7 separate regions of the Mus musculus genome follow, and regions 2, 3, 4, 5, 6 and 7 are each linked to region 1. Evidence: chromatin loops called from intact Hi-C (ENCODE). Cell type or tissue: gastrocnemius. All regions are shown on one strand.

What was found. A loop is a pair of places that touch in the nucleus more often than their neighbours do. Peaks named below come from ENCODE experiments on the same cell type or tissue, not always from the same donor. Only the 100,000 strongest peaks of a DNase experiment are listed, where the experiment ranks them.
Region 2: it touches region 1 in a loop (3-fold over the local background); 29 of 42 quality-filtered maps call a loop at or near these places.
Region 3: a loop joins it to region 1, with 5 times the contacts of the local background. A loop is called at or near these places in 28 of 42 quality-filtered maps.
Region 4: it touches region 1 in a loop (4-fold over the local background); 15 of 42 quality-filtered maps call a loop at or near these places.
Region 5: it touches region 1 in a loop (3-fold over the local background); 19 of 42 quality-filtered maps call a loop at or near these places.
Region 6: a loop joins it to region 1, with 14 times the contacts of the local background. A loop is called at or near these places in 41 of 42 quality-filtered maps.
Region 7: it touches region 1 in a loop (7-fold over the local background); 24 of 42 quality-filtered maps call a loop at or near these places.

What each region holds. Positions count from the first base shown.
Region 1 is chr15:102,062,944-102,066,943 of GRCm38, reverse strand. No RefSeq gene overlaps it. Among named protein-coding and RNA genes, the nearest start is that of Eif4b, 8.8 kb to the left of the region's middle. In gastrocnemius, no CTCF peak of the experiment used is centred here; DNase peaks (open chromatin) are centred at 1,086 and 1,525.
Region 2 is chr15:101,337,529-101,341,528 of GRCm38, reverse strand. No RefSeq gene overlaps it. Among named protein-coding and RNA genes, the nearest start is that of Gm35853, 19 kb to the left of the region's middle. In gastrocnemius, a CTCF peak has its summit at 1,824 (motif pointing left); a DNase peak (open chromatin) is centred at 1,790; H3K27ac peaks cover 1,884 bases.
Region 3 is chr15:101,325,711-101,329,710 of GRCm38, reverse strand. No RefSeq gene overlaps it. Among named protein-coding and RNA genes, the nearest start is that of Gm52200, 9.0 kb to the right of the region's middle. In gastrocnemius, a CTCF peak has its summit at 2,283 (motif pointing left); a DNase peak (open chromatin) is centred at 2,260; H3K27ac peaks cover 265 bases.
Region 4 is chr15:101,536,255-101,540,254 of GRCm38, reverse strand. No RefSeq gene overlaps it. Among named protein-coding and RNA genes, the nearest start is that of Krt84, 5.4 kb to the right of the region's middle. In gastrocnemius, a CTCF peak has its summit at 1,777; no DNase peak of the experiment used is centred here.
Region 5 is chr15:101,518,233-101,522,232 of GRCm38, reverse strand. No RefSeq gene overlaps it. Among named protein-coding and RNA genes, the nearest start is that of Krt84, 13 kb to the left of the region's middle. In gastrocnemius, a CTCF peak has its summit at 2,263 (motif pointing left); a DNase peak (open chromatin) is centred at 2,250.
Region 6 is chr15:101,986,461-101,990,460 of GRCm38, reverse strand. It overlaps a transcript of Krt78 not described here. Among named protein-coding and RNA genes, the nearest start is that of Krt8, 16 kb to the left of the region's middle. In gastrocnemius, a CTCF peak has its summit at 2,185 (motif pointing left); a DNase peak (open chromatin) is centred at 2,168; H3K27ac peaks cover 357 bases.
Region 7 is chr15:101,770,873-101,774,872 of GRCm38, reverse strand. No RefSeq gene overlaps it. Among named protein-coding and RNA genes, the nearest start is that of Krt72, 14 kb to the left of the region's middle. In gastrocnemius, a CTCF peak has its summit at 2,000; DNase peaks (open chromatin) are centred at 1,996 and 2,617.

The sequences.
Region 1 (4,000 bases):
GTCATGGAACAACTTCGAGGAGTTGGTTTTCCCCTTCTGTTGTGTAAGTCCTAAGGGTTGGACTTAGGTCATGAGGCTTCATGAACAATGCCTTTACAAGCCAAGCCATCACCCTGCCTCTGCTTTTTTGTCTTGTTTGTTTGAAACAGTTTCTTTCATATGTCCTCGTAGTATTGGCTGTCCTGAACCTCACTATGTAGATCAGGCTGGCCTTAAACTCACAGAGATACTCCTGCCTCTGTTTTGGTTTTTTGTTTTTTTAATTTTCAAGGCAGGGTTTCTCTGTGTAGCCCTGGCTGTCCTGGGTCTCACTCTGAAGATCAGGGTGGCCTCAAACTCAGAAATCTGCCTGTCTCTGCCTCCTGAGTTCTGGAATTAAAGGCATGCGCCACCACCGCCCGGCTCTGCCTCTGCTTTTTGAATTCTGAGGTCAAAGGTGTGCACCACCACACCCAGTCCAAGCCCTTGCTTTTGTAATAAAGACCAAATAAGGGGTTGTCGAGGTGGCTCAGCTGCCCTTGCAGAGGACCTGGGTTCCACAAGGCAGCTCACCACTGTCTAAGATGCCTCCGTGGGTAACAGGCACACACTTGGCTCACACAAAGACACACAGGCAAATACTCATACACATAAAACTAAAATGTAATAAGCATTTGTTGTTTGTGTGGTGATGGATAAGCAGAAGTCAGAAGCTGAGGTAGTAGGATTGAGGAGGACTGGGAAGTAGCAAGGTGGACATAAAGGATGTGCCAAGTGCTGAAGGAAAGTGGGAGGTGCTGGAGGGGACAGGCAACAGGGAACCTGGGATAGTTCGGGCACAAGTGAGATGACAGAGATTGAGAGTCACAGCCAGTTCCTTGACTCCTATCCACACCTCTAGCACGGCCCTTCATGACAGACTGGCATGGATGAAGCTCTGGAGGGGGATTTAGACCTATTGATGTTACCCACATTCAGCATACTTTAAGTGGAAAATTGGGAGAGGAACGCGGGACAGAGCGACCGCCTGTTAGTAGAACCGTCCAAATGGTGGCGCTGTAAGCCAGGAAATCAGAGCGCGGCACCGCGGCTGCTGGTTAGAAAGAAGCCGCTGCGTTTGCAGCTAGAAGGCCACCAGGGGGCAGAGAAGGGCAAGGGCCGCTAGGGCCGGGACTTCAGCTGCTATCAGTAGAGTGGAGACTGCTGATGAAGCTGTGTGAGGACAAATAAGCGGGTTTGGAATGAAATGTCTGAAGGGACAGTTCGAACGGTTATCCAAAGCGAAGCTTCAGACTTCCTCTGTCCCGAGACATGCACTTGCTCAGAGCCTGGCTCTCTCAGATGTTTGGTTTTCTCTTCCGTCTCCCTCTTTCTTTCTTCCTTAATACTGAACACCTCTGGTCACCAGAGTCCGAGAAAGCAAAGGAGACATCCATGAGGATGAGGTAGGAAGGGATTGGGTGTGTGTGCGCGTGTGCCAGAAAGCAGGTTGGGGAGGAACGGCTTTATTTGGCTTACATGTTCAGCTATCACGGAGGGAAGTCAGGCAGGAACTCAAACAAGGCAGACAGTTGGAGGCAGGAGCTGATGCAGAGGCCGTGGGGGAGTGCTGCTTATTGGCTTGCTCCCCCATGGCTTGCTCATTTTGCTCTCTTATAGAACCCAGGACCACCAGCCCAGAGATGGCAACGCCTACAGTGGGTTGGGCCCTCCCACATCAATCACTAACTAAGAAAGTGCCCTAGAGTTGGATCTAATGGAGTCATTTTCTCAACTGAGGCTCCCTCCTTTCAGATAACTCTAGCTTGTGTCAGGTTGACATAAAACTAGCCAGCACAACATGACTAGGGAGTATGGTCAAGGTAGAGAAGCCAGCCTAAGTGCTGTTGGAAGGGATGCGGAGGAGGAGGAGGAAGAGGAGGAGGAGGAGGAGGAGGAGGAGGAGGAGGAGGAGGAGGAGGAGGAGGCGGTGGCTGCATGAAGACAGGAAGTGATGTTAGAAGAGGGGGCGGGTCCAGACCTTGGCCAGGCTTTTCCACCCACCTAGGATGCCCTTCCACACCGGGTGCGCATTCATTTCCAACGGGTTCCTTAAGGGCCAATCAGAGGTCACAGCTTTCTTGATTCTCCAAGACAACTTTGTCTTTTAATAGCTGGATCATAATTTATATTACTGGATACTGAGGATAGACGTCTCACAGCAGTGCTAGCATGGTGTCTGGTCTAGTACAGGCAGGACAGACACACGGACTAATGAATGATTTGTTGATTTTTTTCACCTTTCTTTTAAGAAAGATGTATTGCGTTTAAACCATGCATATGTACGGGTGTGTGTGTGTGTATTTTATTTGTGCAAAGATACTCTCAGAGACCAGAGGTGTTAGATCCCCTAGACCCGGAGTTGCAGGCAGTTGTGAGTTGAACTTTGAAAGAACAGCAAGCACTCTTAACTCCTGAACTCTCCAGCCCTGAATTCCATGACCTTTCTGTTGAGGAGAGCGTGGAGAGAGGCAGACTGACTGAGAGACTCAGGTATTTCCCTCCGAGGCTGTTTCTGATATTTTGTACGTGAGCGTTCTGGGGTGTGGAGGTGTGTGTCTGCTTGAGTGTGTGCGTGCGTGCATGCATGCATGCGCCTGTTTGTCCTTTTAGGGCCCTGAAACTTCCAGGCCCTCTTGTGTTATCTTAGGAAGTGCATCTCAAGGGATGATTTTAGAGTAGACAAGGAAAGAGAAAATGGAGACAGACTCCTGTTCTCTGTCCTTCCAGTGGGCCAGACATCCAGACAGCAGGGTCAGAGGTGCAGGCAGGGGTGGGGTGGGGAGGGTGCCAAGCTGAGGGAAAGGCTGGCCCTTCTCTGCTTTGTATAGAAAGAACACACTACAGTTGTTTTCTCATGAAGATGAGAAGCTGCAGGGTCCTCTGGAATGTAAACAGCAGATAAGACTGCCCCCCTCCAAGTAAAGTTCATTTTCTTTAATCTAGAATACATACCCCGTTCTTTCTCACGATTTGGTTTTGGTCCCTTTAGCCTCTGTAGTCAGGTTCCTAATCTACCTCCACCCCTTCCTTCCTCAGCTTCTGTGTCTCTCTTTGGGCTTCTCTACTCTGTTATAGTCTCCTTTTACACATGACCTGAGCATCTGGACTTGGAAGGGGTCTCTCATTTAAATCAGTTAAATCTCTTAAGTTCTGGCTAAGAAGGTTCTGCCCCTCCCATTGTGGAATTCTTTCTTGTCTCTTTAGGAAGAAGAGAGCAGATCACATTTTGGCACAAATGCAGTGTTCATTCAAATAACTGATGCCCTAGATAAAAAGCCAAGGGCTGTGAGGCCAGGCTCTCCAGTTAGGGAAAGAGCAATCTCTCTGAATGGAGCCAGTGTAGTAGAGAGAGTAGAGGGGTGTCTGAGGAGAGAGCCCAGGAGCTGAGAGTTAGGAGAGGAAGGCCTCAGGGAAGGAGAGTGTAAAAAGGAGCAGGAAGAACCCCTGGCAGGCGGTGCCTTAGGCAAGCACAGGGCTCAAAGGGGTCTGGGAGAATGAAGGAAGGAGCCAACTATGGGGGACGGTGGAGATGGAATGTGGGGATAAGATTAGATTTTGTTTTTAACTTTGTGAAGTTTAATGATGTTTACAGAGCCAGGAGGGAGTGGAGACAGAAGGTGTGTGTGGTGGGGAGGTGGGGGGGGGTTGAAGGTAACAGGAGGAGGGAGGGATCACTGTGGACTGTTATCAGCAAAGGGCTAGGTGAAGGGTCATACACCGATCTCCATCCCTCCACCCCCACTCCATGTCCTCCTTGCCCTACCCTACAGGCCTGTGTGTTTGGGGGCTGGTCATTTGGCCTGTTTCTAGAAAAAAATTTCACATTATTTATTCATCTTATGTGGGGGAGGGCCAGGTGTCAGGGTGTGAGAGAGGAAGGGGGCAGAAAACTTTCAGGAGTCAATTCTCTCCATCACTCAGATCCCAGGGGCTGAACTCTGGTGATCATCTTGGCACTTTTATCCACTGAGCTATTTTG
Region 2 (4,000 bases), 730 kb after region 1:
GTATCCAGACAAAATAAGGGGCCGTGCTAGATCGGACCTGGTGCCCACTCCACATGAGAGAATTTACATCTGGTACCGAAAACTCAGTCAGAAGCCTGTGGCCAAAGAAGTCATAGACTCTAGTAGAGAAACCATTGCTGTTGGTTTGCTAAATGGACATGGTGTGCCCAAGAATGGCCATCTAAATAACTACATCTGTGCCCAGAGAATACTGCTCCTGTCCACTCTAGTCAGAGAAGCTTCTTTTTGCAATGATCAGCCATAGTTGTGAAGATTGATGCCTGGTCAAGAACAGAGAGAAGAAATGACCATCGGATACCCATGCATAAATGGGACGTCTGTATCATCCAGACCCCAGGGAACATCCTTCCGAAGCCCAGGGAACATCTTGGGGGGGGGGAAGAAGTAGAAGGAACGTAAGAGCCTGGGGAAGTTGGGGAATTGGGGTGAGGTGCTGACTTCCTGGCGTGACGTGGCTGCTGTGCTTATGAACTCACACCAGCTGTGACTGGCTACCTGCACAGAGACAGCATAGGATTAGGCCCCTCAAGATCCCGTCATAAACCTGGATGTGATGTCACATGCCCTCCATCTCAGCACTAGGGAGGCAGAGGCAATCTTTGTGTTGAGACCAGCCTGGTCTAGATAGCTAGTTCCAGGCCAACCGAGGCTACACAGTGAAACCCTGGCTCATAAAAGGGGAGGTGATCTGGAAGTGGAAGGGAAGCTACCTGAGAAGAAAAATATAATCAAAATCAATACATGTGTGAAAATGTGATGAAACCCATCGTTATGTATGATTAATGTGTGCTGATAAAAAAGCATTTTAAAGGAGAAACCACACTTGGGATTTCCCACAGAGAGCTAATGGGGGGTTGGCTAAGACACAAAAGAGAAAGGGGAACACCTGTCACTCTCTGGGGATTAGGAAGCCCAGAAAGTCACCCTAGAACTGAAGGAGGCAGGCTCGAGCAGGGAGAACCTGTGGTGCTTTCTGGACTTGAAGGCATGGGACTAGAGAAAGCACGGCTGAATATCAAAGGCTATATGACATTCTGACAAGGTATCCGACTCTGGATCTGCAGGGGAAAGGGCAAGGGTTACACAGCTGTCCTAGGAGGAATGTGGGTGATGTCTCCAGGTCCCTTGCCAGAGCCTCTGCTCAGAAATAAAAGATCACCCCTCCTCTGCTGGCTTGCTTCCATTTTTTTTTTAAGCTTTCAGGGTGTCTGCTAAGATATCTGAGTCTGATGGCTGTCACAGTAGCCACTTAATTTCTGCCCAAAGGAAAGCAAACAGAGCCAAGGTACAAACACCCCAACTCCCAGACTTTAGGGTCAGCACAGCTAAGACACAGAGAAGTCACTCAGTCTCTGTCTCTCTGTCTCTGTCTCTCTGTCTGTCTTTCACACACACACACACACACACACACACACAACACATACACACACGTGCACACACATCTGTGTCTCTCTCTTCCTCCCTCTTCCCCCTCCCCCTCTCCCTCCCCTCCCCCTTTTTCTCTCTGTCTCTCTCTGTTTCTCTCTCACACACATACACACACACACACACACACACACACGCACACACGCACACATCTGTGTCCCTTTGTCTCTCTCTCTGTGTCTCTCTCTGTCTCTGTCTTTCTCTCTCTTTCTCTCACACACACATACACAGCACACACACACACACACACACAACACAAACACACACAGCACAGAGCCAGTCCTACCCTCCTTTCACCTGCCTTCCTTTGTGGCTCTATCTACAATCTGCAGGCTCCGAGCGCCCCCTGCTGTCCATTGTCACATCTATACCAGCACACTGAACAGTGAGCCCTTACCTTAGGGACTGGGACAACACCCTACTTATGTGAGCCACAGAAGAGGCTTAGCACCATTTGGGGTTCCCTTCTCCCCTCCACTGCCTCCAGTACAGAGGTGGATTGCCTGGCAGAGATCTGTGCTGAGAGCCACAGGTGCCCTGACTCTGGGCCCCCTGTAGGGTCATAGGAGAATTGTCCCAAGTTCTGAGGTTGAACCCTAAGAGAGAAATAAAGGGGCCAGGTTCAGGGCTCCTTAATGGAGTCTATTACAGATCTCTGTCCCTGGTTGGAGGTTGAGAAACCCCCTTTCTTCTTCACATCTGGCATTTCTTGCCCAAGCTGTGGACTCCCGAAGGCTCCTGTGCCGTCTACAAGGCTGTCACAAACCCATGTGGCACCAGCCTGATAGTCCTTCCATGAAACATATTAAGGTATTCCACTTGTGTCCAGAGCCAAGAAGGGAGAGAAGGCACATGGGCTGACAGGGAGGTTGAGAGAACCACATGGCACAGTACACACACATCACACATTTGCACTAGTGAATATAGACATGCATTGCACACATGTATACACACGCATACACAAACATATGCATTTGGGCTTTATGGGTCATATAAGTGTATACATCTTAATGGAGGCATCCTACAGACACCGGCCACCAGCATAGCAACCATCTCTGCAAATGTGTGCACATACCCTGGTCACTGCTCACATGCACACATCCCAAAAGTGCTGAAATGATTCCACAGTGAGACGGAACTAAATTTGAAGCCTGATTTTGCCCTTGCCCTTGCCCTTGGGCTTGTACAACTTTCAGAGTCTCAGTTTCCCCATCTTTGAAAATGGGTACTAAGGTTACCTGCATCCAGGGCTATAGGGACTGAAGAGGATAATGTGTGTGGTTGGCCAGGTACAGCACAAATGTTCTGTGACTGACAGAACACATCCCAGGCCTGTTTGTGACAGGATTGGAAAGGGACAAGAATGGTCCCTATCTATGATTTGAAACACTGTGGCCTCAACCTAGGTATACACGTGACCAGGAGCACGCACACACTGGGGGCACTTGTGTGTTTCCACTGTTTATTGAGGCTGCTTAGCTACCGCTGTGCTTAGAGCCCATGAAGCCCAACCCTCTGGTGCCTGTTGGGACAGGACCTGGCTGGATTCTAGCATTCCTGCTGCCTCCACTTCCTCTTGGTCACAGACAAGGAGTGCAAACTAGACAGCTTAGGGATCATTTAATCCCTAGGCCACAAAAGGCTTTACTTTGATACATTGTGGCCTTGGCGTGAGACTTGGGGAGCCTAGGATACATTGTGGCCTTGGTGTGAGACTTGGGGAGCATAGGGTTCTCCTGAGGACTCTACGGCCTGCTCACCCCCTCCCTGTTTGCACAAGCTGCATATGCTAAGACCATAGCTCTGTTGAAGCAAAGCTCTGGGGTCCAAGCACATATCCTCCCAATACCCTATGGCCTATGGCAGAGGAAAGGAGTTCTTTGTCCTGTGTCAAGAGGAAAAGGACCATGGTTCATGTGCTGACACAGAGCCACAGAGCCATCAAGCCAGTCACAAGGTCTATGGGGCTTCAAGGCCACCCCCTGGAGGCTTTATATCAGTCACAACACTCCCAACACACCAGGTCCCAAATGACTTGTCGGAGACCCTCCCCTAATGCTCTGACAGGCATGATGGCATGCCCAGCACCTCTTCATCTGTCCTCTGAAGTAAACGGACCACAAGATAGCCAGTACTACCCTCATTGGTCCATCTCCCTCTATAAATGAGCAAGGCCACCTCACCTTAACTGGGCAACCTCACCTTAACTCTAGGGCACAGCCCTCCTTCGAGGGGTGACATCCCAGAACCATGAGTGTACCCTGCCTGCTCATCTTAAGAGAGAATCTGAAGGCCAGGCAGAGAAAGGGCCTAAGCCACACAGCTTAGAAGCAGTAGAAGCAGGCTGACCAAACCCCATTAGCAGACAAAGGTAGACCTCTCCCTCTGAGCTTTGTTAAGTACACTGCCCAGCTGGTGAAATGGGAGAAAAATGGGGAGAGGGGCCATGTACCCTAAATTCATGGAACTCCCTCTCCTGGAAGGAGCAGCTCTCCAGGGCCAACCTGAGAAATAACAGAGTCCCTTCTGGAACTTCCCAGCAGGTTGGTGGATC
Region 3 (4,000 bases), 740 kb after region 1:
CATCTGGAGCCCTCTTCAGAAAGCAGTGCCTGGGGTAGACCAGAGCAGTGGGATAGATGCCCGCATGCCCGGCCTGTGACTCACCACAGGGGAGCAAGGGCTTGAAACAAGACAATCTTTCCCTGAGGTCCCCCAGCAGTTCCATTCCAGGACTCCCAAGAGTCATATAGATTCCAGACCTACTGTCCCGCTGTGGCCTGCCCTATTTCCACAGTCAAGTGTACTGTGCTACACAGCTAGAAGCCCTCTGCCTCACAGCTGGAAGCCCTCTGCAACAATACCCTCCCACACCTCAACCCTCAGCAACCCAGGCTCCTGGAATAAAGGCCAAAAGTTCTTCCCAGCCCCCAGATCTTCCTGCTATGGAAACCCCCTCTCCATCCTAAAACCCCTGCCAGCTGCTATCTAGAGAGAAGCACAGGGCTAGCTTGCTGGTCTGAGTCTCTACAACCTCAACCACTTCCAAGGCAGCTGCCATAGCCAGCTGAGGGGATTCTGAGCCCCAGCTGAGGCCACATTCCACAATCCCTGACACCACTCCCTTCAGCTTCCTCTCACCCTCAGCCCTGAGGAGGCAGGGCCATCCCTGGTGACTCTTTTCTGGGCCTGTCACCATCATATGAGGAGCCCTGGCTTAGAGAGTGGTGAGCCAAGGACACACACACACACACACACACACACACACACACACATACACACACGAGGCCCTGTCATGTCACGTCACTCAGTGGGGTTGAGGCTGAAGCTCTTTTACCCAATCCCAGGTCTCCATATAACCAGGGCTCACACCAGAATCCTAGCCAGGAGTCACAGCCACTTGTGGGCAGTGGGAACCAGGGGAGACAGGAGATTGGGGACAGGTAAGGCCAGGTCCCAGGCCAGGGTGTCCCAAGTAGAGATGCAGATTCTCATAGATTCTCCAGTTCAGTTCAGTTCAGTTCAGTTCAGTTCAGTTCAGTTCAGTGAAGAGGTTCTTCCTCCTAGGAAACCCGCCCTGCTCTCCAGCAGCCATCATGGCCCAGGTCCCTGCCCTTCTTGCCCCCACCGTCCAACCTCAACTCACCCCATGTTCATCAGAGGGATGATTCTCCCTGTCACAATGTGGGTCTTTCAAAAGCCTGGGTTAATAGCACAACCCTCCAAACACTTCCGCCTTCAGCCTGCAGTCCTCATCACGGAGTGACCCTCAACCCACCACAGCAACCAAGAATCCACTGTCTGCCAGCCACACCCAGCCCAACCCAGCAGGACCCCATGATGTACAAAATGGTGCCCAGGCACAGTGAAAGCCATCTTTCCTTCCAGGCCAGCCCCATACTCCTCCAGCCCATGTTAGGCCTCCCTATAGCCCTAAGGCAGGCTCCAGGTTCCAGCTCCAAAGGCCCTCTTCCCTCTCACCCAGACTCCCAGCAACAGCTTTGGTATTCTTCACACCTGGGCACTCTTTACACCTGCACACACTTCACACCTGCACACATACTTCACACCTGGGCATTCTTCACACCTGGGCACTCTTTATACCTGGGCACTCTTTACACCTGCACACTCTTCACACCTGGATACACACTTCATACCTGCGCACTCTTCACACTTGGGCACTCTTCACACCTGCAGCACTTCACACCTGTGCACTCTTCACACCTGCACATACTTCATACCTGGGCATTCTTCACCCCTGGGTACACACTTCACACCTGCACACTATTTTCACACCTGCACCTCTGAGCAATAGGTTCTCCAGCCCAGCTCTCTCCACCTGACATCCCCTGCCACCCTGACTCCGAACTAGATCCCCACCCCACACCCCTGCATGTCCAGCACATCCCATGATGGTCCTGTGGCAGGAGTATGTATGGTTGCTTGAATCTCACTTATAAGAAGAGTGACATAAGACTCCAAAGCTGTCCTTGAGTGAAAATGTGGAAGGGAGTGGGGGTGGACAGGGCCAGACTCAGTCTTTTACCTGAGTCCTTACAACACAACTGTGGGGACCCTAGGCCTGAGAGAGTCAGAGGAACCAGGACATTTACAACTGACACCATCACTGACTGCCCTTCTCCTCATGTACACACACACACACACACACACACACACACACACACACACACCTTTTAAACCATGTGTGTATAACCCAGCTCTCCCAGGCCTGCAGCTTCCTCACACCACACCCAGACCTGCTGGGCAGGCTCAACAGCCTCTCTTGTCCACCTCCCGCAGAAAAGCTGCCGCAGCCCTGCCCCCACTGGGAAACAGCAAGTTCCACGGAGCAGGAGCGCCCTCCAGTGGACAACATAGGACTAGACCTCCTTAGGCTCTTGGGACCGAACCAGAGCTGGTGAAGAAAGCCACCAGGCAGTTGGCAAGGGTGAGTGAACTAGGAAACAGAGGCAAGCGGTGCTGCAGCTTGAGTCTTCCTTCAACTCAGTGATGGTTGGACTGGAGCTCGAAAAGTAGGCAGAGTAGTGCCCTGAAGCTGATGAGTGAGATTGTGACGTGGGCCTGGGCTGAAAGGTGAGGGAACCAACGGAAGGGTTCCCTTCCTGTCAATGAGTTTGTACAGGAGGACCCACCCGTGGAGTCCCTGTAGCAGGCAGAAGTAGGGCTTAACCAAACCTCTCTATATAGCCCCATTACTCCACCCTCCTCTCTAAACAGCTTTCTGGGGGAGCTGCCGGTAGCCCTATGAGCCACTCGAGAGGGGCACCAGTGTGCATACACAAGAGAAACCGACGAACTTGCCAAACAGGCCAAAGCAGTCCTCCAGGTGAGGTCGTCAGGAACCCACAGAATCTTCTCCCACCTATGAAACATACATGGCTTAGATCAAAAACCCTAAAGTAAGTTGAGCAATGGCCCCAGAAAAATCTACCTGGGAGGATGACTTCATCTGGAGTATGCAAGTGAGATCCCCTCTAGTTCCCAAGTGAACCCTAAATCTAATGACAGGTATCCTTGTGAGAAACTGACAAGAAGAATACACCGGCACGTGGTGAGCTCAGAGCAAATCTACGAGGACTGCGGAATCCTCCAAGCTGCTAAAAGCCAGCAGAAGGAGGCAGAAGAAGGGTCTGCCCTGGAGCCTTCACCAGGGCCACAGCCCTGCAGACCCCTTGATATAAACATGGACTTACAGACCTGTGAGGTAATCGATTTCTGGTGTTTTAAGCCACCAAGTTGGTGAATCCTTAGGACAGAAAATTAAGACACTCGTGAAAATTAAGTATCTCTGCAAGAAGGGGCCGTGACTATGGACTTAGAGCCCCTAAGGGGAAGGGGCGTGACTATGGGTTTAGACCGCCCCCCAAGGGGAAGGGGCGTGGCTATGGGATAGCCCTCCTAGGAGGAAGGGCATGACTATTGATTTAGCCCTCCCAGGGGGAAGGGGCGTGACTATGGGTTTAGACTGCCCCCCAAGGAGAAGGGGCGTAACTCTGGGCTTAGACTCACCCCCAGGGAAGGGGCGTGGCTATGGGATAGCCCTCCCAGGAGGAAGGGCATGACTATGGCTTTAACCTCCCAGGGGGAAAGGGCGGTGACTATTGACTTAGCCCTCCCAGGGGGAAGGGGCATGGCTATGGGCTTAGCCCTCCCAAGAGAACCATGAGGGCATCTCCATGAGGTTCAGGTCTAGGATTTAGCTCAGCAAAGTGGGGTAAGGGAAGATCAGGAATTCATGGTCATCCTGGCCCTCAGCCAGCTCCCGGCCCACTTACCTACAGGAAACCGTCTCAAAGGCCCCACCGCACCACGCCTTCAAAAGTTGAACACTTCCACACTTGCTCACCTGGCAAGCACCTATTGACAATATCATGTAATTGGGCACCTTCATTCTGCAGATGTCCTGAGATTTAACAGTCCTGGGGACTGTTCTAGTAACATTCCTATTGCTGGGGCTAAGACACCATGACCAGGTCAGCTTATCAAGTGTTCATTTGGGCTCACAGTCCCTGAGGGTTAGAGCACATGGCCCTTGTGGTAGGGAACATGGCAGCAGGCAAGC
Region 4 (4,000 bases), 530 kb after region 1:
TCATTTAAGGAGTCCAAGGACTGGAGTTAAGCCTGGAGGCCAGCAGTCTCACCCTTCATGAGGCCCTAGAACCCTCCCTGCTGGCTGCATTGACCTCAGAGTTCATCCCTCCTCGAGAGTTTTCTGTCCCTTGTGGTGGCCCCTGCTGGAATCAGAAGGTGCCTCCTCCTTCCCACAACCACATTCAGAGTCTCCATTCTGTGCAGAGCCCTGAGCTAGAGGCCCATGATACCAAGATGAGAAACAAGGCCTGTTAACCTCCCAGAACTCTGGACCAAACTGTGCAACCATAGATGATGCTCAAAACAAGCTAGTGGCTGTGCTGAAAGCTGGTTAGAGAGGCTCACAGAGACCCAAGAGAGGAGTGTGATGGGAAGCCTGGAGCTGCAGATTCTGGGCAGCCTGTTTAAAAGAACCCTCTCATCCGCTTTTTGTTTGGGCAATCTATTTTTGTTTTGCATTTTACTTTTGAGATAGGCTCTCTCTATGAAGTCCTGGCTGTTCTGGAACTTGCTGTGTAAACCAGTAATAGCCTCAAACTCAGAGAGATCCTCCTGCCTCTGCCTCCTGAGAGCTGGGATTAAAGGCGTGCGCCACCACACCCAGCCAACAACAGATATTAAGTACCTGCCTGAGTCAGGCTGGAGTGCTGATGGTACAGAGGTGAAGGAGACAACCCTTCCTGTAAGTAACAATACTAAGAGCCCTTAGGAGAGATGAGACTGGAGGTACCTTTGGCAGGCCTGTGCCAAGGTGTGCCACTAAGAAATTATGCCTCGCAACAGATCTAGTGTAAAAAGTTTGTTGGGGGAGGGGGGAGAGCAAAAGGCTGCCTTGAAGTGAGCACATGAAAAAGAAAGACTGAGCTCTCAGTTTCCTCCCTCCCCCTCCCCCCTCCCCCTCCCCCTCCCCCCTCCCCCTCCCCCTCCCCCCTCTCCCCTCTCCTGCATCCTGGAAGCTGAGGGGAGAGCTGGTGTGGCCAGTACCTTTTATGAACCACACCTGCCACACCTGAAGTACTTTGAGATGGCAGGTAATGATGTAATCTGCTGCCAGGTCCCTGAAGTTAGGCCGATGGAAATACCTGATTGCTTACACCTGTGACAGGATGCTAACTGGCACAATCACTGCTGAGAACCGAGTGTTGGTTTCCAAAAGTGTTACACATAGAGTTACCTAGCTAGTCCACTCCTAGATACATACTCAAGAGAAATGAACATGTGTTTCCATACACAAAAAAGCTGCTACATGGTTCATAATAACTAAGACTTGGAAACGATTCAGATACCCATCGGCGGATAAGCAAAATGATATGGCACAGCTGGACAGTGAAAATATAACTTTATTCCTGAGAAGAAATAGGATGCTAATGGGTGCTACAACATGGGCAATCCTTGAAGCACTCGAAGTGAAAGAAGCTGGCACGATTGGCCACTAATTGGGTGACTCCTGCATGTGTTAGGAAATACACAGATAAAAGGTAGCTCCTAAGGGCCAGCCGGAGAGGAAGCTGGGAGCCAGGGAAATAATGACAGCTGCAAACATCTGACAGAAATTTTACCAAGTCCCCTTAAATAAGCCTGTTGTGTGGAGCTGTGCATTGTACTCTGGGGCTTTTAAGAGCAGCTTAGTGGGAGTGCAGAACTGAAGCAATGATTATAGCCGTTGTCTCTGACAGAAATATGGCTGGATGGCGGGGGCAGGGCTGAGTGGTGGGGGGCAGGGCATGACAGAACTTGGGGTCTCAGTGTAGCCAGCAAGACTCAAAAGCTCCCCCTTCCGGAAGAGCAACAGGTAGCAGACAAGCCTGAAGCTCAAAGGTCTGCAGGACTGTGAGATGAAAGAGGCCATTACTGTGAGGCACAGCAGCTGGCAGGGGCATAGTGAGGGAGAGCCTCCATCTCTGCCTGCACCTGTGCCTGCCAAACTCCCTCCTGGTTTATAACCTAGGTCTCTGGAACTAGGAATACTCTTGGCCTGGAGTCAGCAACCAGCCTCTTGTGAGACTTTGATTCCAGGCCAGTCGGGCTCCTGAGAGTGATTGCTAGGAGGTGGAAGAGCCCAAGCAAGTGCTACCCGCAGCAGCCATGGACACCCTAGCTCAGGCCTGGTTACATCTCAGGGACTCCACACAGCTTCTTCAGGTTGTATCGTCTTGCAGTAGCTACTCTTCCTTCCACGGTGTGGGAGGTGATTCACAGCATGAAAGTGCCTCCTGGTGGTGACCTGCCAATTCTCATTCCACTCTTCTCAAAAACACCTCCCTCTGTGCAGACCCACTGGGTACCAGGAGACAGGAGGAATCGCCTATCCTGGTGGGTGGCATGAATCTAAACCTTGCTACTCACTGAGGGTCCCAGTAGGGACAGCCAGGGAGCAGTTTGCAGAGCTCTGAGGAGGATGAGAGGAACTGGAGGTGAGCACTATATTCCTGTGTCTGCCTTCCCAAGTGTCTCACAAGCCCATGTGCCTCTCCCTGCCCTGGCTGTCGAGTGCTTTCTGCCTCAGAACTTGTCCCCAGAATCCTTTGCTCCTGTGCTTCCCAGTGACCCTTCCTCATCCAGTCACCTCTGTGGTCTCAGGTTCACTTACTTCGCCCTCTTTCCAGCTAGAGTTACCAAGCACTCAGAAAGAAACCCAGCAGCTTGGCTTGGGACAATGGCTTCAAAAATGGCACTGTGATTCTGGGGGGCTAAGGATTGTTACATCCAAGGCCTGCCATGGAATGCAGATAGTTCTAAGACAACCTGGGCAACGTAGTAGGAGATGAAGGGTGGGAATGTAGCTCAGTGGTAGAGCAGTTTGCCTAACATGCACAAGACCCTATGTGCAATCCCAGTATAGAGTGGAGGGGAGGGGTGGAGTGAGGGGTGGGGGAGGAGGAGGGGAGGAGAAGGGAGGAGAGGAAAGGAGAGGGCAGGGGAGGGGAGGGGAGGGGAGGGAAGGGAAGGGAAGGGAAGGGAAGGGAAGGGAAGGGAAGGGAAGGGAAGGGAAGGGAAGGGAAGGGAAGGGAAGGGAAGGGAAGGGAAGGGAAGGGAAGGGAAGGGAAGGGAAGGGAAGGGAAGGGAAGGGAAGGGAAGGGAAGGGAAGGGAAGGGAAGGGAAGGGAAGGGAAGGGAAGGGAAGGGAAGGGAAGGGAAGGGAAGGGAAGGGAAGGGAAGGGAAGGGAAGGACCCTTAGCAGAGGAAGGGAAGCTGGGACATCAGAACCATAGGGCAGGAAGATGCCGCTCTGCCAGCATGATTGCAGTCAACGCACACACCGTGAAAGCATGGTGGAGCTCTGTGGAAGCAATCTGAGCCGCACATACTGCCAAGAGCAACATTTTCACTCCGGACTGGTTATGTGGAGTAGGCAAGAAATTTGAATCCAGCCAGAAAAACTCATCCTTTGGTAGGTAGCAGGTGTTGCCCAATAAAAATGGATCAGTTTACCTCCCCTAAGGAAACCTTTGGACCCTCAGTCTGGGAAGGCACAGACAGGAAGGTGCCGGACGATGGTAGCTTCTGCCTCTGACCCACCCACCCAGCCAGGCACTCTGGAGGGGCCACTCCAGAACTCGCTTTCCAGACAGGAGCAGGTCTCGACATGAGAAGCTCAGCACAAACGCATGCCCAGGCAGAAGGAGCAGTTTAGCAAAGCCTCCTCAGCTCCTGGGCTTCCCCTCCTGTCCTTCCCACACACACCCACAGGCCCAGCCAGACCTACCCGGACTTCCTGGACCTCCCCTGGCTAGCTAGGAGGGGGTTCTCCTCCCCTCCTCTCCCTTCCCACTCAGAAGGTCTCCCTCCTCCCGTGCCCCAGATAGTATCATGATGACCAAGCAATGGAGACTCAGTCACACCACTGAGGAGAGGCAGATCTCTGGGATTACACCCAGGCTTCCTGACAAGAGAAACTGTCACAGCAGCAAAACCTCCAGCCCAGAGTTGCCAGGGCGACTCCTCCCCCTGCCTCCACCCACCACCCCCTAGGACACAGCTCAGGACTGTGTTATGCAT
Region 5 (4,000 bases), 540 kb after region 1:
GAGACACACATCAGAAATGACTAAGAGAGTAAATTGGATATTGTAGTTCAGACCTATAATCTCAGCATTCTGGTTGAGGTGGAAAATTACAAACTTAATCCAAGGTCTCTATTGGTTACAGACTGAGTTCAAGGCCAGCCTAAGTGACTTTGGAGATTTGAAGTTAGATACTCCAAGACCCTGCCTCAAAACAGAAAGCTTAAAAGGGGATGAGACATAGATCAGTGATAGAGCATTTGCCCAGCATATTCAAGGGACTAGACTCAATCCTCAATAAAGAAAGAAAGGGGGAGGGAGGAGAGAGAAACAGAGAAAGAGATTTTCTCAGCACTAGAGAACAAATGATAGAGACAAACCCAAGTAGATCTTTTAGAACTGGAAAGTAGAATATTTGGAATGTGAGAACAGAGAAGAATGGACAGGAAAGACTCAGTGTGCTGGAGACAGAATAATAGTCATTATCCACTAGGAAGAACAAAGGAAAAAAGAACTGGGAAATATTAGGCTGGAAAAAGTATCACATTGCACATGGGAGCAATAATTCAAATCAGCATTAGCAGAGTTCTCATCAGAAGCACAGAAGGCTGTGAGGCAGCGAACTGCAACTCCCAAGGGCCAAGTAGGAAAAGGACTTCAGGTGCCTATTTGTTTGGTGATGTTTCTATGTGTGTGGTACCAGAGCTGGAACCCAGAGCCTGGTGTGACCTGGCTAAGCCTCTTCCACTGAGCTTTATCTTGGCCCTGCAAGTTCAAGACTCCATAGCCAGCAAGCACATCCTTCTGAAGCAAAGGCAGGGGGGATAAAAGACAGGTATGCTTTGTAAGCAAGCCCCTCAAAGTAAAGGGGGGGGACACCTTGGGGAACTGGGAAACGTGCAGTGCAGGGATGAAGAACACAAAGTATCCAATTAGATGTAAGACACTGACTTTCTTCATGTAGCAGAGTGAAGGATACAAAGTATCTAACTAGATGTAAGAGACTGTCTTGCCTTCTGTAGCAATGCAGGAATGGACACAATGTATCCAACAGATGTTAGACACTCCTTTATAGACTCCTTTATAGACTCTGAAAAGTGCACAACTGTTGAAAACAAAACAGCAGCCACTTCAGAGCAGGTGGGGATGGAAGTAATAAAGCCCTAGCTCTATCCAGGAATACTGGTACATGCCTGTAGTCCTTATGTTTGGGAGGTTAGGAAGTAAATCTGAGGCTAGCCCAAGCTATATAAACACTCCCAGGTCAATCTAGACTACATACAAATCCTCTCTCTCTCTCTCTCTCTCTCTCTCTCTCTCTCTCTCTCTCTCTCTGTGTGTGTGTGTGTGTGTGTGTGTGTGTGTGTGTGTGTAGTGCATACATATATATTCTAGCTCTATGTAGACTGGGAAATATTTTTTATATGCATTGAGACTCTAATTAAGTTTAAGTAAATTTTTTGAGTTTTACTTTATTATAATGGTGTGTGTGTGTGGTAAGGTATGACTGTGGAAGTCAGAAGACTATCTTGTGCCATCTGTTTTCTCCCTAACCTTTACATAGACTTGGGTTCTGGGGATCAAACTGAGGTCACCAGTCTTTACAGCAAGCCACTGAGTCATCTCACCAACCCCTAAAAGAACATTTTTAAATATTCAAGGAATCTAAAGAAAACAAAAAAGAGGTGATAGAAGGCAAACATCCGGAAGACCAAAATGAAAATAAATAAATAGAGTCATAGACTTAAACAGACCCACATTAGTAATTGGTTGTGATACACATGGTCCATCCATTATTGTGCCAGGAGCTCCCCTCTTCTGCTTCCATCAACAGAAGCAAACCCAAGGTCCAAGAGGTTAAACTCCTACACAGGGGCACGTGCTTGCCTGACCCTGAACACTAATGAGCCACTTGTCTTGTGGGTAGACTGGAGACCTATTTCCAACCTCCAAGAGTTTGTGGAGGTCAAGCTCATGCCACAGTGCACCTGAAGCACTTAGCTGGCCTTACTTGGCACTCAGTAGGTGCTGCACAAGAAAGCCTTCATGTTGCTTCAATAGATGCATCTGCATTCTTCTTATTATTATTATTAGTGACTCACAAATAGAGACAGAAACCCACTACTGCATTTTTATCCAAGGTGAATGCCATGTGGGCACACAAATCTGTGGACAGCTTCAGTTCCCAAAGAGTTGACATCTTGGGCAACTCCAGACACCTCCTTTGCCTTCCCTGCTCTTCCTCAGGCTTTAGGAAGGCCAACTGAAGGCATTTGCTGCCCTCTGCTGGCCACTAGCTCCAGAGGTTCATGCTAGAAAATCCAAGGCAAGTGGCAGGAAACTTGAACATCTTTTAAAATCATTTTTCCCCTCCAAAATTTTATTTAGGAACCAAACATTGCAATGATCAAAAAAAAACTTTGCAGAAGAATCCTATCTCTCCCTCTCGCCAACCGTGGCTATCTTTTCAAACTCCTGTACCCTACAGTCTTTTTTCCCAGAGGATACTCACATCACTCTGGGGCAAGAAAGAGCCATATAAGGTTCTAAGTCCAGCAGTTTTCAAACCTGGAGTGGTCCTCCGGGTTGGAAGTCTACAGCTGTACAAATGTGGCATTTTCTGCCCTCCTTCAAATATTTGAGAAAGCTGTTCATTTATACACATATATAGTCAGCCAACACTGAATTCTCAGAGCAGTTGTAAGTGCTAGGAACCTACCAATGGCAGACAAAATGCCTGTACCCTTTTGGCTTATTTTGGGATGAGGCGATAAACACACAATGGTGGCTATGTAAGATGCATGGATTATACAGTGCAATAGAGGGTTTAAACTCTAAAACATATTTTAAAAGTAGATCATAGTCTGTCAGACAACTCAATGAATGAGTCAAGTGTTTGTCATGTGGACACAAAGACCTAAGTTTGGATCTTCTTCACCCATGTAAAAGCCACGGTGCAGTCATGAACATCTCTAACCCCAAGGCAATGGGGCAAGGACAGGTAAATTTACAGAGCTCACCAACCTAAAAAAGAGAGCTTTGGTTCAGTGAAGAGACCCTGTCTCAGAAAATAAGATGTAGAACAGTTGAGGAAGATAACTGAAGTTAATCCCTGGCCTCCACAGGCTCCCACATGGGTGTGTGTTACTACACACACACACACACACACACACACACACACACACCACATACACACGAGAGAGAGAGAGAGAGAGAGAGAGAGAGAGAGAGAGAGAGAGAGAGAGAGAGATTAGAGCAAGGTAAGCCGGATGGAGACAGCCTTAGGGTAGGAGGGCAGGTTACCATTTTTGAAAGAAGAAGAATCTGAAAGATGACATTTGCACAAAAGACCCACAAGCACCAATGGAGCAAGCCTTGTGGATGAGAGAACAATGAACAGAAAAGACACCCACTTGGAAGCTCTGAGACGGGTGTGTGCTTGTCACTTTCAAGGGCCAGCATGGGTGCTGAGGTCACAGGAAGGAGACATGTGAAGAAGCAAAAGGACAGGCAGAAAAAGGCCTTGTCACCTGCTCTTCAGAGTCTAGGTGACATAAGGAGTCACAGGGACATTAGAGGTAAGTGCCACAGTCCAGCCTAACCTGTGATGTGTGGGTCTCCTGAGTTGAGACTTAGGGACTGGGGGCATCAGCAGGGAGACCCATGACACAGCTTGTCTGTTCTCTCACTAAATACAAGGTGAAATGCACAGCTGTTTTCTGGGTCTGTAGTTCAACCAAACACAGCAAACTCCACTCAAGCTGAACACGTGTCCCACTCAAAATGGTTGTGTTGTCTCCACACAAATTCTACACAGCTTGTAGAAGGTCTCAACTGTCCTTGGGTGCCCTTTGTTATGCTCAGAGTTCCTGAGCCAATCTCCTGAGGACACCCAGGAATGATTTTATGGCTTTATAGTTCTTCCTCCTGAGATGTAGAAGATGTTTCTACTGCTAAAGAAGAAAGCAAACCATTCAGAACTGATAATGTGGCCAGTTCTGAGACTAGAGGCTCTGCTGAGCAG
Region 6 (4,000 bases), 76 kb after region 1:
AAGACTCAGTCTTTGGCTATTTTATTTGGCTTTGACAATTACTGGGGGATGGGGTGTCACCCCTAATCTACTTTTCATTTTCTTTTTAGAATTATTTATTTTATGTATATGAGTACACTGTTGCTGTTTTCAGACACACAGAAGAGGGCATCGGGTCTCATTACAAATAGTTGTGAGCCACCATGTGGTTGCTGGGAATTGAATTCAGGACCTGCCTACCTCTAATCCCTCCAGTAATTTTGACTGTAGCCATTTTAATTTAATCAATAGTTTAAAAAATACTTATTTATTTTATGTATATGTGTATCAGATCCCATTATAGGAGGTTGTGAGCCACCATGTGGTTGTTGGGACTTGAATTCCGGACCTCTGGAAGAACAGCCAGTGCTCTTAACTGCTGAGCCATCTCCCCAGGCCCTAACCAGTAGTTTTAAATTAAGGACCAAAGTTTGTTCAACAAAAGCTGGTAAATGTGAGGATTCACTCACCTTTCTTTCTTTCTTTCTTTCTTTCTTTCTTTCTTTCTTTCTTTCTTTCTTTCTTTCTTTCTTTTTTTCTTTCTCTCTCTCTCTCTCTCTCTCTCTCTCTCTCCCTCCCTCCCTCCCTCCCTCCCTCCCTTCCTTCCATTGTGTGTGTGTGTGTGGAGCAGGCTCTGTTTTAGAAAGAGAAATCCTGGCATTGTGGTCTGATAGGAACACATGACTCAAGTCAGACCCTGAAAACGAACCCTGGGTAGGAACAAAGACCTGGGTGGACATTAGGGCTCTGTCAACTATAGGATCTGTGATATGAGATATGTCACCTCCCATGTCTTCATTTCAAGGAAGAGAGGACAACTGAACCATGTCACAGAAGTGGTGAGGGGCAGCAGCATCCTGATGGCATGAGGGGTTCCTGAACTAACAAGAGAAATGACATTTCTATTCCTCCTAGTTAGGGTTTCTATTGTTGTGATAGAACCTGGAGGCAAGAGCTGATGCAGAAGCCATGGAGGGATGCTGCTTACAGCCTTCTTCCTATGGCTTCCTCAGCCTGCTTTTCAGAGAACCCAGGATCACCAGCCAGGGATGGCACCACCTTCCCCACTGATGACTAATTGACAAAATGCCTTACAGGTGGATCTCATGGAGGCATTTCCTCAACTGTGGGCCCTTCCTCTCTGATGACTCTAGCTTGTGTCAAGTTGGCACACAAAACCATCACTCTTTAGGAGATGGTCTCCGTGCCTTCTCTTTTCTGTCACGTGTCACTTCCCACAGGAGCGGTGAGAACACAGGGGCCAGAGAAGGCGCCTCTCTGGTCTGTGATTGTGTCCTTCTCCGTGAGGCTTCATCACTTCCCTGTTTTGTTGAAAATAAACGAGAGAGAGAGAGAGGGGGGGGGGGGAGAGAGAGAGAAAAGTTCTCTTCTTTAAAAAAAAACAGAAAAAATAAAAGATTTACTTTATGTATTCGGGTGTTTTGCCTGTATTCGGGTGTTTTGCCTGTGTATACTTTTGCTCACCACATGAATGTGGTGCCTGCAGAGGCCAGAAGAGGGCGTTATGGAGCTATGGCCGGCTGTGAGCTGCCGCATTGGTGCTGGGATTTAAACCTGGAAGATCAGCAGGTGCTCCTAACCACTGAGCCATCTCTTCAGACCCCTCTCCATCCCTCCTGTACTAGCTTCCAGTCCGAAGTGGTCAGGTGGGCTTCGCCTCACCTGATTCTCTGAATATGTTCCTGGGAGGCAGGCTTGCAAGCCAAGGCATTTGGTGGTAGGGTTTAGATCAGAGCAACAGACTTGGATCTACGCCCAAGCTTTTGGGTGAGGAGAAGTCCTCACCTGCCCCTTGTCCTCTAGTGGACACTGAACACAGGATCCGTCCTAGACAAGCTATCTCCTAAAGAGTGGTATACTGGCTGGTTTTGTGTGTCAACTTGACTGCTAGAGTCATCAGAGAGGAAGGGCCCACAGTTGAGGAAATGCCTCAATGAGATCCAGCTGTAAGGCATTTTCTCAATTAGTGATCAATTGGGGAGGGCTCGGTTCGCGGCGGGTGTTGCCATCCCTGGGCTGTTGATCCTGGGTTCTATAGGAAAGCAGGCTGAGGAAAGGATAGGAAGAAGGCGGTAAGCAGCACTCCTCAATTATGCCGTATGGGTCTCTTTATGCAGGTTTCCGGCGCCTCCTGGTGGACAACGTGAGAACTGTCTTGCAATGTAGGGAGCGGCTCCTTTTTCTCATTTCAAATGTCCAATTGGCTACCTTTGGGGTTGACCTGGCTAGCAATAACATGGATACCTTGAAGAGAGATTTTTTTGGTTTAAAAGATAAAATTTCCAAATACAAACAGGAGCCAGGCAGCCAAGGTAAGGGTGGAGTGGGTCTGGGGTAAGAAACTGGACCCCTGGCTTGCACTTGAACATGTTCACAGAACACTGCGGCAGATGTGAGACTTACTTTCTTCCAGTGCAGAGCGGAGTGGAGGCACAGGGCGGCTTGCTTTTCCGTCTCTAGATAAGATGGCTCACTTGCAACTAGAAATGATTTCAGCGGGACAGGCAGGAACGATTGGATGAGGGGAATGGATTCGTTTGCCACATATTAAGGATTATCAGATTAAAAAAACAAACAAACCAAGAAAACAGAGGAGCGGGATATGGTGGTGTATGCAGTGAATCCCAACACTTGGGAGACAAAAGCGGCCTTGGAGTTTGAGTTCATCCTGGTCTACTTCATGGGACCCTGTCTCACAAAAAACAAAACCCCCTAAAAACAAAAACAAAAACAACAACAACAACCAAAATAAAACAAAAAGCAAACAAACAAAAAAATCCTAACCAAACTTAATGAAAAGGAGAACATGACCACACCTGGGTGTGGCTGAGGGGAGGTGTTATTTATTTATTTATTTATTTATTATTGCATCTACGAGAGAGAGAGAGAGAGAGAGAGAGAGAGAGAGAGAGAGAGAGAATAGAGAGCGAGCAGCCAGAGGCATCTGGAAGAGTCCAGCAGGGAGAGAAACTAACAGACTGAAAGCAGCCAGCAGAATAGATCAGGCCATGAGGGTGGGGTGGGTGAGATGTGAGTCAGAGAGGAAAAGGAAGGAAAGGCCAAGAGAGGGGACCGGGAACTGAGAGCTGAGGACCAATAGAACCAAGAGAGAAAAGAGAAGCTGGGGGGGGGGGATTGAAGCTCAGGGGGAGAGGTTTAGGGTAGGGGTGGCTGGGGTGGGGTGGCCAGAGGCGTTGTTGTAGCACCTCTCACTCTGTCAGTCCTTTATCGGAGGCGCAGGATCCCTTCTGGGAAGAAGCCAAGGAGCCAGAGGTGTATGCTCACCCAGACAGAGCCCATGTTCCCAACTCCTGATGGGACTCATGGGACTCTGAATGGCCCAAACCCGCTGCCACGAGCTGCTTGGCCCTCTCTCCTCGTTCTACCTGCTGAGGTGGGGGGGAGACAGTTAAAGACTGCTCATGTTCACCGTGGTGGCCACTGGTCACAGGTGCTTGCTGAGGCTGCTTCAAAACAGCTGGTTTGCTCTGAGAGCTGCTAACGGCGCTAAATCATATATCAGATCTGGAAGACTTGGTATCAGAAAAAAGAATGTAAAGTGTTGTACCACTGTGTGTGCTGTGTATGCATGTGTGCTCCACCTGTAATCGGTGCTGAGGGGGTAGGTAGAGGTGGAGATGGGAGCATGTATGGTACTTACTGGCCAGGAAGCCTAGGAGAATAAACTGCAGGTTTGCAAGAAGCCCTGTCTCAGGTAGAGGGGCTGGTGAGATGGCTAAGCAGGTGAGGTGCTCCTACCTGATGCCACTCCGAGCTGAATCTCTGGAACTCACATGGTGGAGGGGAAAGAATCAATTCCCAGAAGTTGTCCTCTGACCTCTACATGTGAGCTGTGGCAGATGTGTGCCCACACAAGTATGTCTGCACAATATAAGTGTAAAAGAATAAAAATAAAAAAAGTAAGGTGGAGAGTCATAGAGGAAGACACCTGATGTTAACT
Region 7 (4,000 bases), 290 kb after region 1:
CCAGCCAACTGATGTGAACAGAGATCTTATCATGGGCAGGCCGGTCTTTCAAGAACAAGCTTTGTTGAAAGGTGGCGTTCCAGGTGCCTATGACATCTTTTCCTATGTCCATCCTTCCTTGATCCATATCAGTCTATCCCTTAGCTGACTAGACTCTTCTCACCCAGGGGCCATTTATCTATTTTCCACTTATTGAGAAAAATAATTTCCTCATCTTTTGTAGCCAGGATGAAATTTCATTCCCTCCCATGCACCTGTTGTGCCCAGTTCTTCCAGGAAACCCCATCAAGCCACCTAGCATGAAAAGAGAAGTGACATTCTAGCTGCCAGCCCGACCATTCCCCAGGCCCCACTCTTCAGGAGTGCAAGCTCAGAGGAATGAGAGTTCTGCTTATAGTACCTGGGAATAGTAGGGTCTCAGCAGGTACCTGTGTAGCTGTGACACCCCTTGAACCTATGCTGGTATCCATGCATGTCCCTCCCCTATCCCTCAACACCCTCTTGTCCCAGGGTCCTCATGTGTGGCTCAACTCAGGATATATTTCCTGCGAGAATGTGCTACTAAGTGGAGTCTTTGCTTCTGGGGAATTAAGAGCCCTACATAATACAAACGCCTTAATGCCTTGCCATGTAAGTGAGAAAACACCGGGTTAGTAGGTTTGTGTTTCTAACACAACCACATACATACACTTTACATAATTTATTGTTGAAATGGGGGCCCTTTGATATCATCAAATGCTAAACTGATCCTTGGGAAAGAGGCAAAGCAAAGACATCCAGGCTAACGTCCCTCTGGACCTGCCTGGCATTCTGACTTTGGATTTTGCTTCTTTTAATTGCCAGTTGTGGCGCAGTAGAAAAATCATGCCCTTGTAAAAATGGGTTTAACATTAGCTAGCCTTGTCCTTTTGGTGTGCCGGGAGCTCAGCTCAGCCCCATTGGAGACTTTTCTACCTGGCAGAATGGCTAATTCTCCTGAGAACTGGTATGGACCATTGTCAACAATGAAAGTGCTACTGTCATACTGCCCAGTTTGCTCTGGGGTGTTGGGACTCAGGGAGGGAGGTTAAACAGCTCACCAAGGATCAGACCATGTATCGAGGAGGGACAGAAGTGGGCGTTGAAGCCCTGTGAGGTTCTGGGGTCTGTGATTCCAGTCGTGGAGGACACCTCACAGCTGTTATGACTGCAGCTGTGTGTTGCGTAATGAAGACTCACGTGATTGGAAAGTGTTGCTAGGTGATCGTGCCAGGGTGCAGGCGTCAGAGTGTGCTTATGCGGAGTGTGCTTATGCCCACCTAGGCAGTGCAGCTCAACCCTGAAAAGATGTACACAGCTGTTGCTGGGGCAGCACAGTGGATAAGCAGAAGTCACACTCTCTAAGATGACGAATCAATGCATCGTGTAGCAATGCAGGCACTGGTGACAGCCATCTGTCTTCTTGTCAAGTATTGCGACTGCCTATAATTGTTTTATGCCTGGTGGTGTTGTGAGTGTGTGTTCTCCAGACTTACCACGAACACCTGAGTCCTACCCAGTGCTTTGGAGCATCATCAAATGACAGAAAGTTTTCAGCCTTCTTATCCCACTCTGGGACCTGGTTATATACACTGTTGTTTGTTGACCTGAACCTGTCGTGTGTCATTGCAAGATCTGAGTGACTGATAACTTCATTTGGGAAGAGTCTTGCTGAGTAGCCCTGGCTAGCTTGGAACACCCTGTGTAGCCCAGGCTGGCCCTTGACTTGCCATGGTCCTCCTGTCTCTCCAGAATACTGGGATTTGAGGTATTCAGCACCATGTTCTGTCCACGGGACTTGCATCTGTGGGTCTTTCTCTGTGTTTGTAGGATGTGTACTGATTGGTTCAGGGCCCAGGAGTCGGGCAGCAGCAGAAGTTGATAGAGTTAGACTGTGTATGGAACGTTGGATTTGTCTCAAGTGCTAACACTTCTGGTACATCTAACCTGTGCACACACTGCCCTCTGTCAGCAGCTCCTGGTACTGCACCTACCTCGGCCCTGAGAAAAAGATTACAAAGAAGCTGTGGGGGATAAACCCGGGTCAGCCCAGTGCCTCTCTGGGGGAGGAGCTGCTTGGCTCCCTGGCATGCCTAGACTGCTCCCAAACACTGAGTTGCCAGGGCCTTGTCTCCTGTCTCCTCCTTCCCCTCCTCTCCTCTCATGGAAGGAGAAAGGAGGCAGCCCCCTCTTTCTGAACCTCCCCACCTTCAGTAGCTAGCTGTTCTTTCACAGGGCTTTCCCTCAGGTGTCTGAGAACATCCCTGTTGTGTCAGAGGTCCTGGGAGCGTGGGAGGTCAGTCACTCAGCAACACTCCCTCCTCCAAGTCCCACTGGCATCTCAAGCAAGTCCCAACCTTGGCTATAAGGGCGACCTTTGAATAACTGTCTCTCAAAGCAGATGAACCAGCACTGCACAACTGTACATAGACAATCTTGTACAGGGCTTCCTGGAGGAGGATGTGGAAGGCTACTCTGTGGGTTCCCCAGGACTCCATTGCCTTAAATGCCTTCAGGGTGACTGGTGATTATTTTGCATTGCCTGTCTGTCTCTGTATTCCTCTTTGGCAGCTCCTTTCAGCACCAGCAGGGGGCTGGGGTGTAGAGGTGTCCTCCCTATCTCCTCCAGCCTCAGGGTAGCATCCACTCCACATCCCATGTTGCTGTGGGTCTCCCTTAGGAGGCCGATGGTCCTAACCTCATATTTCCTACCGTCTGTCCCCACAAGGGTTTTAGATCTAGATCTCCGAGGTTCCAGGTCCTTCCAGCTGTAACTATAGATGAAGAAGCAGAGGTGGCCTGGGACACTGCCAACCAGCAGTGCATTTCATTCCTGGCTTTGTTTCTTTGCTACTCATCAGTCTGCCTGCCTTTGTTGTCTCTTTATTTTAACAATGGGGAGAAGGGGAAAGGATTGGCGTGAGGGTGAGTTAAAATGGTTGAAGTGCTGATTCCAGTGACTGGTGCCTGTAAGCCGTGGACAAGCAGTTGCTCCGAACTTCTCTGAAATGTGCCTACCAGACTAGCCCATTCCAGTCCTGCTCCATACAGCTCTTACTGCATTCTCCTCGGACCCCAGAAGGCTCTTTCCCATGGCTGCTGGCTTGCTCCACACTACCCTCTGCTCTTCCTCATGACCTGGAAAATAAGTGTGCCCCAGTCCTGATCTCACTGCTTCCAGTCTCCTGGCTCCCTGGTGGTCGCTGTTCTCCCATCTTGGCTCTCCTGGCTCCTGGTTCATTTTACAAAGCCCCCTTCTGATCTGGCAGTGGGCATTGTGACTTGTGGCCAGCCATCAAACCCCCACTTGCCTTCTTGAGACCCCTGGTCACTAGGGAAGTGAGGATTTGGTTCCCTGGCACCCGCCCTCCCTGGCACTGTGAGGGAAGGGTGAGTAGAGCTTTCTAGCTACGGAGGGAGAAGATGATGTTGTGGCTCTGAGCTCCAGTGGCCGACAGCTAGCGGCTCCTAACCACTGCTTGCTCCAGTCTCCAGTTCTATGACCAGTCTGCGTCTGTGGGGATAGGGCTCGGGCAGGACATTTCCTGAAGTCAGCAGGTGGCCTGTCCCTCAGTCTCTGGCTGGGCAGCATGCGGATATTTGTGTTGACAAGCTTCAAGGGCTTGGTTGGCAGTCTGTCGCCAGCCGTGGTGTGCAGCCCCTTTCTTCAGTCTCGGCTCTTCACTGAGCAGCTTTTTCAGACTCTATCTTCCCTCAACACCCTTCATTTTCCCCCCTTGATATCCTACCTCTGTGTCTCTTCCTCCCAATCCCCACCTTCTCTGGTGTTACCTGGTGCCCAGTACCTTGGTCCTACCCAGTGGCATCTCCCCAGCTCCCACCCTCTCCCTAATTCTATCTCCCGGGTCTGGTAGGCTCAGTTATAATGTTGACCCAGAAAGGGGGCTGGCCATTCCATCTATACCTGAGGCACGTCCCACCATGGTCCTGACCCACCACTGTAGCATCTCCCTAGGGATGA